Linked DNA regions of Homo sapiens: region 1 is linked to region 2. The links are chromatin loops, found by intact Hi-C in ENCODE. Cell type or tissue: heart right ventricle. All regions are shown on one strand.

Region 1 (8,000 bases), 190 kb after region 2:
CAGTGAGCCAAGATCGCGCCATTGCATTCCAGCCGGGAGACAGAGGGAGACTCCGTCTCAAAAAAATAAAAAATAAAAAATGAAAAAAAGAACGTTTCTCTGTCATTAGGCAACCCATGACTATATATGACATTCTGGAAAAGGCCAAACTATGGATACAGTAAAAAATATCAGTGTTTGACAGAAGCTGGGAGAGGCAGGGATAAATAGGTAGATCATAGAGGACTTTTTCAGGTAGTGAAATTATTCTGTATGATACTATAGTAGTGGATATATGCCATTATATAGTTTCCAAAATCCATAGAATATACCACACCAAGAGTGAATCCTGATATCAATTCTGGACTTTGTGTGGTGCTGATTGTTCGTTGGTACGATGTGTTGATAATGTGGGAGGCTACGCCTAGGCTTGAGGGCAGGGGATTGTGGGGAATCTTCATATGCTTCGTGCCATGCAATTTTGCTGTTAACGTAAAACTATTCTACAAGATAAAGTTTTATTTATGAAAAAAAAAGAGCCTCACCCTTGAGTCTAGGGATGGAATGAGCCATCCCTGAGCCACGAACTGTGGAAGACTAAATCACTGAACAAAATCAAGGGTTTGGGGAACTACTGGAAAGGAAGAGAGGAAAATGAATGCGGAGTAAGCAACTGACAGTGGCCAGTATAAAGGTTGATATGAGTTGAATATAATAATTGTAGTCAAATGACTACTGAGAAATTGGGTAAGATTTATTTCTTTTCTTGAGTAAATGTATTCGTTTGTTAAGTACTATCAGTCAGAATTGAGATCTGCAAAGAAACTTGCTGTTTTTTTTTTTTTTTAAAGCTTGATTTTAACAATAAAAAAGGTTGATTGTGACATGGATATTAGAAGATTTAACTATGGGGATCAATTGTAAATCCATTCCTCATATTTAGCATGGATCTCACCTTAGCTCCAGTTATAATGAAATAAATTAATAATACCTGAATTGTTTTTGTTTTGTTTTGTTTTGAGACAGAGTTTCGCCCTTTTTGCCCAGGCTGGAGTGCAATGGTGTGATCTTGGCTCACTGCAACCTCCACCTCCTGGGATCAAGTAATTCTCCTGCCTCAGCCTCCTGAGTAGCTGGTATTACAGGCACCTGCCACCACGCCCAGCTAATTTTTGTATTTTTGTAGAGACGGAGTTTTGCCATGTTGGCCAGGCTGGTCTCAAACTCCTGACCTCAGGTGATCTGCCTTCCTCGGCCTCCCAAAATGCTGGGATTACAGGCGTGAGTGACCGCACCCAGCTTCCTGAGTTGTTTAGAGGATGTTGGCATGCACTTCACCGTAGGTCCCTCACACGTGCACACCTTGCAAGCAGAGGCACCGATGGCCTTTGTTCTGGTCCAGGGAACAGCCTTGGAATATAGAGATAGTGTCTCTCTCTGGAGCACTGGATGAGCTTTCTAGTTGTCCAACATAAGAAAGATAATGTCTCTCTTGAGAGCAAAGGGTAGGCAGGTTTGCTTACTGCCCATAATAAGAGATTTGGTTTTCCTAACTCAGGGCTCTTTAGCTGTGATACAAACTGACTTCATGTGTAGCATCAACTTGGATTCCTCTGTATTCTCCCTTGAGACTTTGGGGGCAAGGGGAAACAACAAGAACACAAAGCTCATGTTGCTTTGTGCATGCTTTGCTTTGTTGTTCATAATACAGTTCTATGTCTCTGGCCCAGGAGTCTCCTGTCTTCTGCCAGCATCCATGAAACAGTGGCAGGCAAACTCGTAGGCTTGAAACTTGATTAAGTCTCAGACTCCTCACAGTTCTGGACAGAATATACTTGAAAGAAAAAAACTGACTTCTTCATAATTTCCTCTAACTCAAATCTTGTTGACTGGGAAACTGAGGCTGGGAGTAAGGAAACGACTTGTGCAGTTTTGCAGTGCGTCTGTTTACAGAAGTGCCTGGCAAGGCCACTGTTACCAACACCCTCTGATAACTGGTGCCTGCTCCTCTCAGCGCACTTTGCTTTTAGCCTCACTACAAAGCCAGCCTCTGTGAGTCTGCCCAATAGCTCTGGCTTAGGGTTGATTTAAGGATGGGATTGGACAGTAAGAATCTTTCACTTCAAGACAGAGCCAGATAAAACTGACATGAACCAAGTGAGGTGACTAGTCGTATAGAACATACAGATATAAGCTGACAGGGTTATTCAACACCGAGAGATATTTATCTGCCAGGGTCATTTAGCTGTAACTCTACTAAGAACTAGAATGGAAAACCAGCTGACCATCTCCATTGTTTTTCTATTTTGTTTGCATGTTGCTGTAAACAGTTTATTTTAAATTATAAAACGGGACTCTATTTGACCACTAAATGGACTCAATTTGACCATTAAATATGCCTCGTGGCCCAAAGGATATCTAGACTTAGTGAAGTGGTCACGTTAATTATTTTGTCTGCAAGTAAGCTCTTGGTGAGCCTGCCATGCTAACTTACGAGGCGAATGTTGGTAACACTTTCTCTGTTTGACACGTTAGCTTGGCATATAACTTTTTCTTTTATAAAGAATTTCTTTGTAGTACTGTGAAATCATAACTCTTATTCTATACTTTATCAATATTATACGTGGCTCTTACTACATAATGATCAGTCTCAGCTTTAATTCTTAAAAAGGTTTATATCATAATATTAAGGTTAGGATATGAAACATTATGAAGGGTCTGTGAGCACGTGACAGAGTATTCTTTCATATAAATTCCAATAATGTTATATGATTTTTTTTTGAAAACTCAGACATTTCTTTCCACCCTCAGAATTGCGTGTAGCGACCTTTAAAAAACAGTGCTTCACCATGGAGCTGACAGAACTTAGCTCTGGGCTCCCCACCTGTATTTTCACTGAGCCATAGGCCCGTGGCAAAGAAAATTGAATGTTGCCTGGGTGACCTTATCTATAAGCTGGGTCTTTAATTTCATTCCTGGCTATATTGAAGCTATAGCTGTTGCCAAAGTGTCTGAAAACAAAAGGGAGGGCAGAGAGATGATTTCTGCAGATGATCTATGTCCAGCCAACTGAGGAAATCACTGACCCGCCACTGTAGAGTCCTTTGTTCTGGCCACCTTTGTCTGACCCTGTCTAAGTATATAAAAAACACAGAAGCATTCCCTTCTAGGATAGAATCCTGGAGTTTCTAAGATTGACTTCCAAAGACATCAACAATATGGGTTTCTATGTACATAAAACTATTTGGGATTTGGGAGGCAGAAATTACAATAGTTGGCAATTTGTAATTCTTACCGATAGGTTCATTGGTTGGATACCTTTGGAAACATTTTTTGAAACGCAGATCTAAGCTAAACATCTCTTTTGGGCAGATTATGAATCTAAGGTGTTTTATTTGAGACAAATGGTTAACGTGTTACATGACATATTTATTAGTCCAAATGAAAAATACTCGTTGAAATTAAACCTTCTTTTCCCAAAGATCGTGCAGAGCTCATAATATGTATTTGCATTACATATTTTTTTCCAGGAGTTTATTCTCAGGAAACGACATCGTTTTTAATATAATAGAAGAAATGAAATACAAAGTCGAAAAATGAGACTGGAAAAGCCCAGGCACTGGCATTTTGTGTTGTGCTAAGTGTTCCCTCGTCACCTTGCAGTCCGCTGGCAGAAGTGTGGAGCGGACACAGGAGAAGGCTGGGATGGTGCTTGGAGGCTGGGGAACAGGCTGCACTGGCATTTCCAGTGAAGTGACTTGGGACACACTTCCTCTTTCTGCCTGAAAAGGACTGAGGGTGAGGGGCCACCTTGTCCCGCCCTGGGTTGATCCCTCCCAGATGCCCACATCTCCAGGGCTGTGTCTTCAGCCCAGCTCTCGCTCCTGCCTCTGGGCATGCTGGCTCCTGGACACCCCACATGGATTCCCTGGATATCTCCAACTCCTCTGCTCTATAATGCCCCTGAGCGTCTTACTCCTCCCCCTTGGCCGTGCCTGTCTTCGCAGCCCCACAAAATATTTTTTTCTACCAGTGTCTCTTACCTGAATCAGTACTTCAAGCTGCCCACTCATTTTGGCCAGAAACCTGAATTGCCCTTGAGTCTTTCTACTACCTCACCTCTGCACCACATCAATCATAAATCTCATGTACTCTCTTTCCTAGGTGTCTTGGTGTTTCGGAGGTTTCTCTGCAATGCTGCTTGCCTAGCCTCAGCCACTACTATGGCTCCTTATTGCACCCATGTTCACTCTGCTGCCCCCTAGAGTTGCTCTACCCTACAGCCAGATATCTTTTTTTTTATTTTTAGTATTTTTAGAGACAGGGTCTTGCTCTGTCACCCAGGCTGGAGTGCAGTGGTGATCACAGCTCACTGCGCCTCAACCTCCTGGGCTCAAGTGATCCTCCCGCCTCAGCCTCCCAGGTAGCTAGGACTACAGGCACATGCCACCACGCCTGGCTAATTTTTAAAATTTTTGTAGGGACTGGGCCTCACTATGTTGCCCAGGCTGGTCTTGAACTCCTGGGCTCAAACAGTCCTCCCACCTCGGCCTCTGAAAGCACTGGGATCACAGGTTTGAGCCACTGTGTCCAGCCATCAGAGGTCTTTTATAAATGCACATTCAGTCCTACCATTTCTAAGCAAAAATGGACAGTGAGAGACTCCTTAACACACAGCTCCCCTATCCTCCTCCCCGTTGCCTGCTTCCCGTTTCTCCATAATTCTTCTCACAGCCAGGCATGCTACATGCTGAGATTTCATGTGTTGATCTGTCTCCCTCCACTGGAGCATGAGCTGGCCTGGCAGGGCTTTTGTCTGGCTTGCTTACTGTGCCTGAGTTGAGCCATCGAAGGCACTCTGGGAATGGAAATGAGTGGTTGGCGCACATTCCCCTATCATCTGGCTTTGGCCCCCTCTCCATCAGTTCCCCTTGTTTTTCCCCACTGCTTTCTTAGCTTCAGCCTTAGCACTTTCATTTTCTTGAGATCAAGGTGCTCTTCCTGCTTATGAAGCACCATGAAGGTAGAATCACACCTCCTCTCCCGCTGGTTTTCTACTACTCCTACCTCTCTGCCCCCCGCCCACCAACCCCACCTTCACTCTCTACTTAAATATCCCCTCCTCAGGGAGGCTTTCCCTAAGCAATCTCTGGACAATGGAGTCGTGCATTCCCTTATTATTTTTTAAACATCTAATATCCCTGCTACACTGGAAGCCTGAAATCTTCAGGAACCATATCTGCCTGTCTATGAATGCACACACAGCACCTAGCCTAGTGTGGGCTTTCAACAGATATTTTGGAGACTGAGTCCATGTGATTCAGTCTGCATTAGTAGTGCCTAATCAACAATGAATGATCATTATCTTTTCCTCCATGGAGCCACTTACATCAATTAAAGTGTGAGGCAGTCTCCCCTCCACCCCAACCCCTATACTTTTCCCACCTGATCTTCCAACTGAAGTTCTCTGGCTCCCATACTTGCCCCGGAGGAATGACTGTGATGTGACAGGACAAAGTACTGAAATATATATGAGTATGAAGTATATGCAGTCATGCATCCTTAAGCAATGGGGCTGTATTCTGAGAAATGCATCTTTAGGTGATTTGGTCATTCTGTGAACATCATAGAGTGTACTTACCCAATCAGAGGTAGCAAGGCCAGCTACACACCCAGGCTATATGGTATAGCCAAGGCTCCTAGGCTGCAAAATTGTAGAGCATGTTACTGTATTGAATGCTGTAGACTCTTGGAACACAATGGTATTTGTGTAGCTAAACATTGAAACGTAGAAAAGGTACAGTAAAAATATGATATTGAAGATAAAAATGGCACACCTGTACAGGACATCCACCATGAATGGAGCTTGCAGGACTAGAAGTTGCTCTGGGTGTCAGGGACCTAGTGGTGAGTGAATATGAAGGCCTAGGACATTACTGTACACCACTGTAGACTTTACAAACACTGTACACTTAGGTTACATTAAATTTATTTTTTTAAATTTGTGTCTTTAATAATAAATTAACCCTAGCTTCCTTAAACTTTTGTACCTTAGAAACGTTTCAATGCATTTTTCATTGTTTGGCTCTTTTGTAATAACACTTAGCTTAAAATACAAACACATTGTACAACTGTACAAAATATTTTCTTTTTTATATTCTTATTCTATAAGCTGTTTTCTGTTTTTAAGTTTTTACTTTTTTTTTTTTTTTTTACTTTTAAAACTTTTTTGATACCTAAAACACAAACACACATTAGCCTAGGCCTACTCTGGGTCAGGATCACTGATAGCACTGGCCCCACCTCCACATCCTCTCCCACTGGAAGGTCTTCAGGGGGCAGTAACACTCATGGAGCTGTCATCTCCCAGAATAACAAGGCCTTCTGCTGTCTACCTCCTGAAGGTCCTGCCTGAGGCTGCTTCACAGTTAACTTTTTTTTTTTTTAGTATAAGTAGAATGCTGTAAAATAAGTATTAAAAAAGTATATTATAGTAAAACCATAAACCAGTAACATAGTTGTCTATTATCATTAGCAAGTATTAGGTACTGTACATGATTGTATGTGCTTGACTTTTATATGACTGGCAGTGCAGTAGATTTCTTTACAGCACCATCACCACAAACACCTCAGTAGTGTGTTGTGCTATGACGTTAGGACAGCTAGGATGTCACTAGGCGGCTGGAAGTTTTCAGCTCCAGCATACTCCTATGGGATGACAGTGATATATGTGGTTCGTTGTTGATGGAAATGTTGTTATGTGGCGTGTGATGGTGTATCTTTCTCTGAGGTTTATTGAAAGTCAGGAAGCTTCTACAAGGATTGTGAGGCCTCACATTCATGACTCAGGGCCCTGACCAGGCCCTCCTGATAGCTCCTATTTGGCACTATCTGCATTCGCCACGATTCTGGCATTCTCTTCCCTATTTCCATGTCTTTTTAGTGCTGTTCACTTTCTCAGAAATGCCTTTTCCTCCTCTTTTCTGCTTGTCAAACACATGTACTTTCATATAAAGTAGGGGTCCCCAACCCCCTGACTGCCAACCAGGTACACCTGGCTGCACAGCAGGAAGTGAGCCAGAGGCGGGCGAGCATCACCACCTGAGTTCCACCTCCTGTCAGATCAGCAGCGGCCATTAGATTTTCGTGGGAGTGCAAACCCTATTATGAACTGTGCATGCGAGGGATCTAAGTTGCAAGCTCCTTAGGAGAATCTAGTGCCTGATGATCTGAGGGGGAACAGTTTCATCCCGAAGCTATCCCCCCAACCTGGTTAGTGGGAAAATTGTCTTCTACAACACTGGTCCCTGGTGCCAAAAAGTTTGGGGCCTGTTGGTATAAAGGAACAGGAATGCCTGTTTTACTCACCAGACAGAGTCTTTGCCCTGCCCCTGTCCTGCCATGGCACTTTCAATATAGGCATTTGTCTCATAGGCTAGAACTATGCTTTTTGTCTCTGGCTTTCTCATCATTCTGTGTAAGACCTAAATCTTACCTTTTTTTCTCTTGTGCGCTATTGCCTGGCACACTGTAGAAGCCCAGGAAAGATTTTAAACATTTAAGTAACTGCTCCTAGTTCTGTCTCAATCAGAACTAGGAGCAGTCCTACTTTCTACTTGCAACATATTTGCCTGTCTTCTTTGCCACTAACCTTCGTTGAGAAAATAATCTGTGAAAGGTCATTATCAAGTTATCTCAGCACTTATTTAATGTGTGTTTAGCTGCTTTAGCTGCTTTACTGTCACATAAAAACGTGCCATAGTAAAATAAAGTAACAAAGCTGTCAATAAAAACCCCACTTCCACTCAATATTTAATGCTAAAGAGCCAGAGACATTTGAGATTTTCATCCATAATGCTAAATTGATGTTATCAAGGTCGGTAGCTGATCAATTTGCCTTGAAATACTGTTCACTTGATGAATGAAACTGTAACTTGTTAGAATATGGTGTGTTCTGGAAAACAATGTGTTTTAGTATTCTTTACATAATAGTCTCCAAATAAGGTCAAGATAGGAAGCAG
Region 2 (8,000 bases):
ATTTGGTTAGTAAATGAGTACCAAAAAGCATATGAATATGTTGGAGAATACCCTCGTTCTTAGGAGATTCATGCTGAAGTGTTAAAAGATATAAGTGTTAGGATATCTTTGCAGAAAAAAGTGTGTGTGTATGTTGAGAGAGAGAGAGAGCGCGCATGTGTGCAGATATGGTAAGATGTTAACAAATGTTGAGTCTAAGGGAAGTGTGCGTTTATTACTTAATTTTTCTGTACTTTTGAAGCTAAGCAAAATTTGCAGTATAAATGTGGGGCTACAAGAGACATTAATTGAGGTACACCGACTTCGTGTCATGCCAACACAGTTTTTCTCCATTGGTACATTTTAGGCAAAATGCTATTCCATCAAATTGCATTGAAAGTGTTTATTTACAAAACCCAGGTTGAGCCACGTCTGCACTTTCTGAGCATATCGTGATGATCATTGGTCATTACTGGAGAGGTTTAGTAGAGCTGATGGACTTATGTAATACCGATTTGGAGCCACTAACTTAAAGTGTGTAATTTTAGGACTTTCTTAAATAGGACAAATGCTTCACATGGTTTTATGCCTCAGTGGGTGTCTCAAATATAAAGATTCTTATCCTATTGGTAGATATTTTGGTGGTTAACTTTGTTGGAAAATGCATAAGGAATTATTACATTTTATTTTTGGATACATGCTTGCATTCATTTGTATCCTATCCATAATATGGGACTGAATACAGAAAAAATCATACAGAATTTCTTGGCAGACTCCACTAGATGATTGTGCAGATCATTATTTTAAATAAGTGGACTTTAATGCATAGTTAACTGATACTTTATTCTAGGAGATTGTGATGAATTATATCTTAAAGCAATATGTAAAAGCTTAAGTGGTCGAAAGAGAAATAAATATAGCTATTTAATTAATTGTCTGCCGGACAATTGTAATGCCTCTGTCTGGTGGGTGGACAAATTGAAACAACTGATTATGCAGCATTAGTAAGTGTCTAATTGGATATGTGGGGTAGCATATTAATATAGTGGCACTTTTAGAGAGGGTGTCACTGGAAATTTGTTTTTCAAATGACCAGTCCTTATTTGTATGCTTTGAGTCCTCTAATATGTGGTTGTTTCTTAATTGTATATTTCCTTGCTTTGTATCTTTCCTTGAAAGAGGTATCTTTTATATTTATTCTGTTACCCATAGAAAATGCATAAAAAATTGAAATCCTTGGCATAAAACTTGAAGGTGCAGACTAGGTTTGATCCAGTGCTTTTCAAAGTAAGTATAAATAAATGAGGTTTCTGGTAGTCATCTTGGGAAATTATGAAAACCATCATATGCCTTCTCATGACACATCTTTTTTCTCTGTTGAAGACGCATCCTATTACACACCTTGTGAAAATGGTGTCACCTCCCTAATTGTACTCTGTAAACAAAACATCCCTTAGTTCCTGATTGTCCTGGCTTACTGTGGAGTGACAGGCTGCAATTTGCCAGTAGGTCAACCACTGAACTGATGACAAGTGACCTTTCTAACACTGCAATCAATGCTTGTTATTTGGAAAACAAAATGATACAGTTTGTATTTTTTAGCAGATGGGTCATTGGGTCAACCCACCACTGACATGTGAATTTGTTACTTGGGCTGGATGAGTCAGTTCAGACAGAAATGTTAATTTATTTGAATTGATCTGAGTCTTGCTCTTATAAAAAGGTGTTGGACATTTGTTGATGGCACAAATTATTACAAATAATTGGTTTTATACATCAGTCAAACAAAGACTTTTAGAGGGCCCACTTGATACAATAGCATTATATACTAGCTTTGGGAAGCATTCACCATAATGTATTTTCTCCACACTTGATATTTCTCAATGGTTTTGAGAAAACCCAATTTACATAAGTGATCTTGCATGTGTCATATTTAAATAGTATCTCTCCCCATGTTGCCTGAAATGTGTTTGGTGTTAGACCCCATGAAGAGTCAGGAGGATGATTAAGTTCTGGAAAAAATGCTGGGAAGAGATGAACTGTCATAAGAGATAGCCCCTGTGGTTGTCAGCGTTGTTGAATGACTGCTTCCAGCTTTCACCTGCTAGAAACATGGGAACATTGGGCATCTCTGTTGCATTTGACTTAGATGTTACTGCACATGCTTTGGCTGGTGAGTGTGAGTGAAAGTGACATGTGCTATTTTCAGGCAGAAGCTGCTAGAACCAGGATGAGAGTCAAGGTGTTCTCTCCCCTTCTTCCTGTCATGGTGACTGTGGCAGCATTGAGACGCTTTTAGCCCAGATGCCTGAGTGAGGAAGATGTAGAAATGCCTTCCCTTGCCCCTCACACATTCACACACACTCAGATGACTGCAGTGGGTGTGTGCCTGAATGAGAAATAAGCTGTGTTGTATATGCCACTGAGATTTTGGAGTTGTTGAATGGTTCTCTAACTCTTTGGTCTTAGGACTCCTTTATACTCTGTAAATGTTTTGAAAAATCCGCAGAGCTTTTGTTCAAGTGGGTAATATCTACTTCTATTTTCTGAATTAGAAATTAAAACTGAGAAAGTTTGAAAACACAAGAGTCCATAAACATCTCTTCCATTGGGCATGAGAGCAGTGGTGTAGACCTGTGAGAGTTGAGCGTGAACTGAGAATAATAAAGTCAAATAATGTCTTCTTATGATCATGAAAATAGTTTTGACCTTGTGGCCTCCCTGAAAGGGTCTCAGGGATTTCAGGGGTCTCTGGCAGATACTTTGAAAACGACTGACCTAGGCCATGCTAAGTGATGAGCATACCTCGATAAGTTACAGTTACAGGCTCAGAGAAGTTGAGAAGGAAAAGAAAGAAGGGAAAAAGATTTTGGAAGCATTGCAAAAGACTATCCCTGAGTGTTAGGGTTTTCTTTTTCTTTTTGAATAAAGTCAATATAAATAATTCATTCCTGTTTTTGAGAAGTAGTCCCTCTTTATACTAATAAATGCCTATTTTACTAGGCTATCAAATGAAATAATGCACATAAAATTATATTGTATGAAGCCACATAACTGTAAATATTAATTCTATGAAGGTTGAGATTATGAAATATTTTGCTTTGGAAAAATATGAAAGTATGAGTAGTATTCATATACTTAGAATTAGGTGTAGGCTTTCTGGATGGTAGAGGGTTGGAGAAAGTGAAATATTAAAACATATATGAGTGAGCTTATCTAAGTTCCATCAGTAGTGCTGCTTCTGGGAGTTTTAACGGTGAAATTGTCATATATATTGTAATGATGAAATAATTCCAACCCCTTTTATGAAGTGTGTAGTGACAAAATGATACAAAGGTGGCTAAACATGTTTTGAAAGACTTGAAAATTGTGCTTAATGGAAATTTCATGTGCATGGATAGCAAATCCCATAGGTGAATAGTCACATGCCTATCAATAGCCCAATTCTGTAAGGCAACATATTTATTTCCTAAGAAATGAGTCCTAACAGAATTTGCTAATATTTGAAAGGCATCATAGACAAACATTTTCTGAGCTTTTTGTTAATATAGCCATGGGAAAGGTTACCAAGGGAATCTGATGATCTTTATAGATTTGTCCAGCTGTTATAGATAGTTAATATTTAAGCTTCAGGAAGGAGACCTAAGTGGGTGACCTCCCTAGCTTTTTGGTTCTCCTTTTTTTTCAGTAAATACTTATGAAGTATGTACTGTGGAATAGCTGTTATTGTATCCTACCAGATAAAGAATATCTTGGGCTGGGCACAGTGGCTCACACCTGTAATCCCAGCATTTTGGAAAGCCAAGGCAGGAGGATTGCTTGAGCCCAGAAGTTCAGTACCTGTCTGGGCAACATAGCAAGACCTGTCTCTACAAAAATAAAAATACAAAATTAGTCAGGCATGTTGGCACATGTCTGTAGTTCCAGCTGCTTGGGAGGCTGAGGCAGGAGGATTGCTTGAGCCAAGGAGGTTGAGGCTGCAGCAAGCCGTGATTGTGCCACTGCACTCCAGCCTGGGTGATGGAGTGAGACCCTGTCTTTAAATGATGATGATGATGATTATTATTAATATTGTCTTGGAGGATCTATGTACAAGGTTTCTGAGGTCACAGATTTCTGAGGTTAGCAAAGTTGATCAATGCTTTACTTGACAGAAAAATCAAGCATTAGAATAATGCACTGAATGGAAGAAAAGAAAATTAAATTCATGAAGTGGCATAGACTTGCTGAAGATTAATTTCCTCTACTAATTGGCTACCCATTATGGTGGTTTTTGAAGCCTGGGACTCACTTAAGAAAGGGCTTGTTATCTGGAGTCCCTAGCAGGCTGAAAACGCTAAGATTTGATAGATGTAATCAAGACAGCCAGAAGTCGCTATCTGCCCATTTGCTCTGGCTGGCATCTTTAGGAAGCTGAATACATATCATTCTCCTTTCTCAAGTATAGTTGTGCTTGTGCAGGGAAGGGTTGCCTTCGCTGAGAGACCGCTTATCTTCATAAAATGCCTATATTTTGTTCATATACGGTTACCCTGGCACTGAAAAGAGAAATGGTTGTGTGTTGTTTCATTGCAACCTTTAAGTAATAAAAGTCTGTAGTTGTGATTAGTATGAGCATTCACATTTTCTTACCCCTGAAATGAGGCAGTAGCTTCTTTTCTCATTTAATTTATCTTTAATAAGATTGTTGATAAGCTTTAAGCCATGCCACACTTTAAAATTTCAGTAATTCCTTAAATCCCCCAGCAGATGGAGACGTGGAATTCTTTGCTCCTTCACTGGGGCCTCTGCTGTTGCCCCAGGTGACTTTGCTTGACTTCTAGTTAAGATGCAGTGTCAGGTTTTGCAAATGAGCTAATGAATATGCTCTTTTGCATTTCTTTTCCTCCTCTTGTTGGCCTGCTTAAGAGTTCTTACTTACTTTTGCATCTCATAAGGTCATTATCATTACTGACCTTCCCCAGTAGATACGAACAATATTTTCTTTAGAGACATATTCTCAGCAAAGCACAGAAGAGAGAATCCTCTGAGCTCCAGGGGAGCACGTTTAAATCCCATGTGAGCCTTTCACAGGCAGCATCCTGCCCATGTTTTGATTCAGAGTAAATCCCAGAGGTCAGATGCTTTTTCAGCCAGCAGGGTAAAGTTTGGTCACGGTTTTCTGGGATCAGCATAGCGGCTAGAGAGCCTCTCCTCTGTGGCTTGTGGCTCTGCATACCCACTGACACAAAGAGGAAGGGATTATTAACAGTCTTATTTTGAAAGGGTCTTCTGATTCAAGTGATTATTTTTCTTTCCTCCCTGATTCACTTATATCTATTTTACGAGTATTAAAGAGGAGATCTCTCTAAGACTTATCTTTGACAAATGCAATAAAACCTTTCAAAAGTATTAATTGGTGTGAAGCCCTTTAGAAAGTCATGCCATTTGTTGCATTTCCTGCCTTTATTGCTATTTCTACTAATCACCTGGGAAAAATTACTGGTTTTTAAATTCTTAAGTCCAGTTCTTTCTAAGCTGATAAACTTTCTCCCAGTAAATTAAAAAGAAAAGGAAGGTAACCTTCCGAGGTAGCTCATGGGAGTGGTTGCTAACTCTTAATAATTGAAAATGAAAGTTGGTTTTAAAAAAAAAAACACATATGCAAAATAACTCACCAAACATGAATCAATAAAAAACAAATTGTGATAAAAGGCATGCTCTTTAAAGGAGCTGGTAGTTTGTCATGTTTATTTATTTTTTATTATAAGGCTTTCTTCATTATTTGAAGACTCATCTTACAAATGTGTTCTTTTCCAAGCTAAATAATGAATTACATTCATGTAAGACATTTTTACTTACCTTTTATGCCATTATAAGAGCAAATGACATGGTTATTTCATATATGTCTATCGACTTACTGAGATCTGAGAATAGGACACATCTGAATTCAGTAGGCCCTGTGGTCTAGATCCCTTTTTTTTTCAGATTAAAGAACTTTCCAAAGAAAAGGAAACTCTTTGTTTTTTGCTAAGAATTTACATAATAGAAAAAACGTATGTCTTGGTGTAACACTAGATGCTGTGACAAATAAATCTCACAATGTCAGTAACACTGTGGACCTTTATTTCCCATTCACATTATAGTCTATTGTGGTCCCAGCTTGGAGGTGGTTGGGTTGGGAGCTTGTTACACATAGACATCCTGGTTGAAAAGGACTCTGCATCTTCAACATGTATTTTCCAAGATTCTAGATGTCAAGTGGACATCCAGATGGCACAGGAAAAGTCCCTGGAGGATCTGTGTGGAGGTTTCTGTGGGCTAAGTCTGGAAGTGGAGAGAAAGGCAGCTGGGAGTATGGTTTAGTTGGATGCACAGAAGAAGAAGAAAAGGACATTTGATGAGTAGCTGGCAACTTCTGCCCCACTTGGCCTTAGAGGTTATTACTTAATAAAATGGTCCTGGTAAATTATTACAGGAGAACATTATTTAAATTGAATATAATGATTACTTTTTTGTTCTATAAAGGAGTGCTATCTTTAAAAATCCAATTAATTGACTAAAATAATGTTTTGAGAATTAACTTTATGATGTTTTGATATAAAAGTCAAGAATTAATCCATAACAACTAGATCTTACACAAGTAGATTTTTTCCTAAGCTTTATATTATTAAACCATACCCTAATATTTTCATAAAATATTCTCTTCCCTTAACTCTGATAATTTCCCAGATAGAGCAAAGATATATGAGCATATATTGCTACTTAATTCAGTAAAGCAAATATCATTGAATAAATGTCAGCTTTTCCAGGGAAACCACTGCATATAACCTCTCTGGATAATATATTTATCAAAAAATCAATACTAAAAGTAAACGGATTTTTAATACATCTGAAGGAGCTTCTTAATAAACCAAAATGCTAACCCATAATTTAAAGCTGTTGGTACCAGTAGGTACTTAGAGATGACATCATAATTTTTGTAGATTATTCTTCATAGTGGTCTGTATGCTACATTTAATTCAGTTTTTACTTTGTGCTGGGGAGATGTGATTTATTTTAGAGGCATGTAAAGACTATTCTGGCTTCTCTTTCCACAGAGGAAAACCCCAGAAGGTGCATGAAGAGCCTGTGGCTCTTCTGATCTCTTCCCTTATGTTTTGCTCTATTCAGTGCCGGGTGGTTTTGCCTGTTTTCTCCTGTCTATCATCCCTCTGAAAACATCTGCTTAACTTCCCCGGGCTCATACCCCTTGTTATTTGGGCCTGCATTTCTCAAACTCTTGCTATCCATTGATTATATGACTGACACATAATACATTTTTTAAAAGGTCAATCACAAATTTTAAAATAATTTTTGAAAAATTGTATTTTAAATTAACAAAAGTGTTTTTTTGTTTGTTTGTTTTTGCTTTTTATTTTGAGATAGGGTCTCATTCTGTCGCCAGCTGGAGTGCAGTGGTGCGATCACGGCTTACTGCAGCCTTCACCTCCCCAGGCTTTGGGGATCCTACCACCTCAGCCTCCCAAGCAGCTGGGACTACACAACACAACACTACACCTGGCTAATTTTTTTGTTTTTTGTAGAGATGGGGTCTTTCTGTGTTGCCCATGTTGTTCTCAAACTCTTGGGCTCAAGTAATTCAACCACCTTGGCCTCCCAGATATTAATAAAAGTAGCCTTTTACTAGTGAAATAATTTTTTTAAATTTTATTACCAAGTTACCTACATAGATGGCCCTTGAGATTTCTTTCTGCAGACTCTGCAAGGACCAAATCAAGGAATGTCCCACAATTAAAAGCTGGACATTTGGATATTTCAACTTGGAGATAATAATAAATATATTCCCAGAACACAGTTTGATGGCATTTGGCTTGTACATTTTATTGAAGTGTTAGGGTGTGGTTTCTAGTTATGTTCTGTCATATGCCCAATAGGAAGGCAGCTGTTAGCGTAGTTGTTAAGAGCACCCTGACTTCACCTCCTCACTACGTGACCTCATTCAGGTTACTGACTTCTCTGAGCCTCGGTTTATTCGTCTG

Evidence for each region. A loop is a pair of places that touch in the nucleus more often than their neighbours do. Peaks named below come from ENCODE experiments on the same cell type or tissue, not always from the same donor. Only the 100,000 strongest peaks of a DNase experiment are listed, where the experiment ranks them.
Region 1: a loop joins it to region 2, with 1.9 times the contacts of the local background. A loop is called at or near these places in 7 of 110 quality-filtered maps.

The regions. Positions count from the first base shown.
Region 1 is chr18:7,976,109-7,984,108 of GRCh38, forward strand. The region is part of intron 7 of PTPRM (protein tyrosine phosphatase receptor type M); the gene reads left to right. Among named protein-coding and RNA genes, the nearest start is that of PTPRM, 410 kb to the left of the region's middle. In heart right ventricle, a CTCF peak has its summit at 4,251 (motif pointing left); no DNase peak of the experiment used is centred here; H3K27ac peaks cover 1,621 bases.
Region 2 is chr18:7,785,306-7,793,305 of GRCh38, forward strand. All of the region lies in intron 2 of PTPRM (protein tyrosine phosphatase receptor type M), which reads left to right. Among named protein-coding and RNA genes, the nearest start is that of PTPRM, 220 kb to the left of the region's middle. In heart right ventricle, a CTCF peak has its summit at 4,738 (motif pointing right); no DNase peak of the experiment used is centred here; H3K27ac peaks cover 1,524 bases.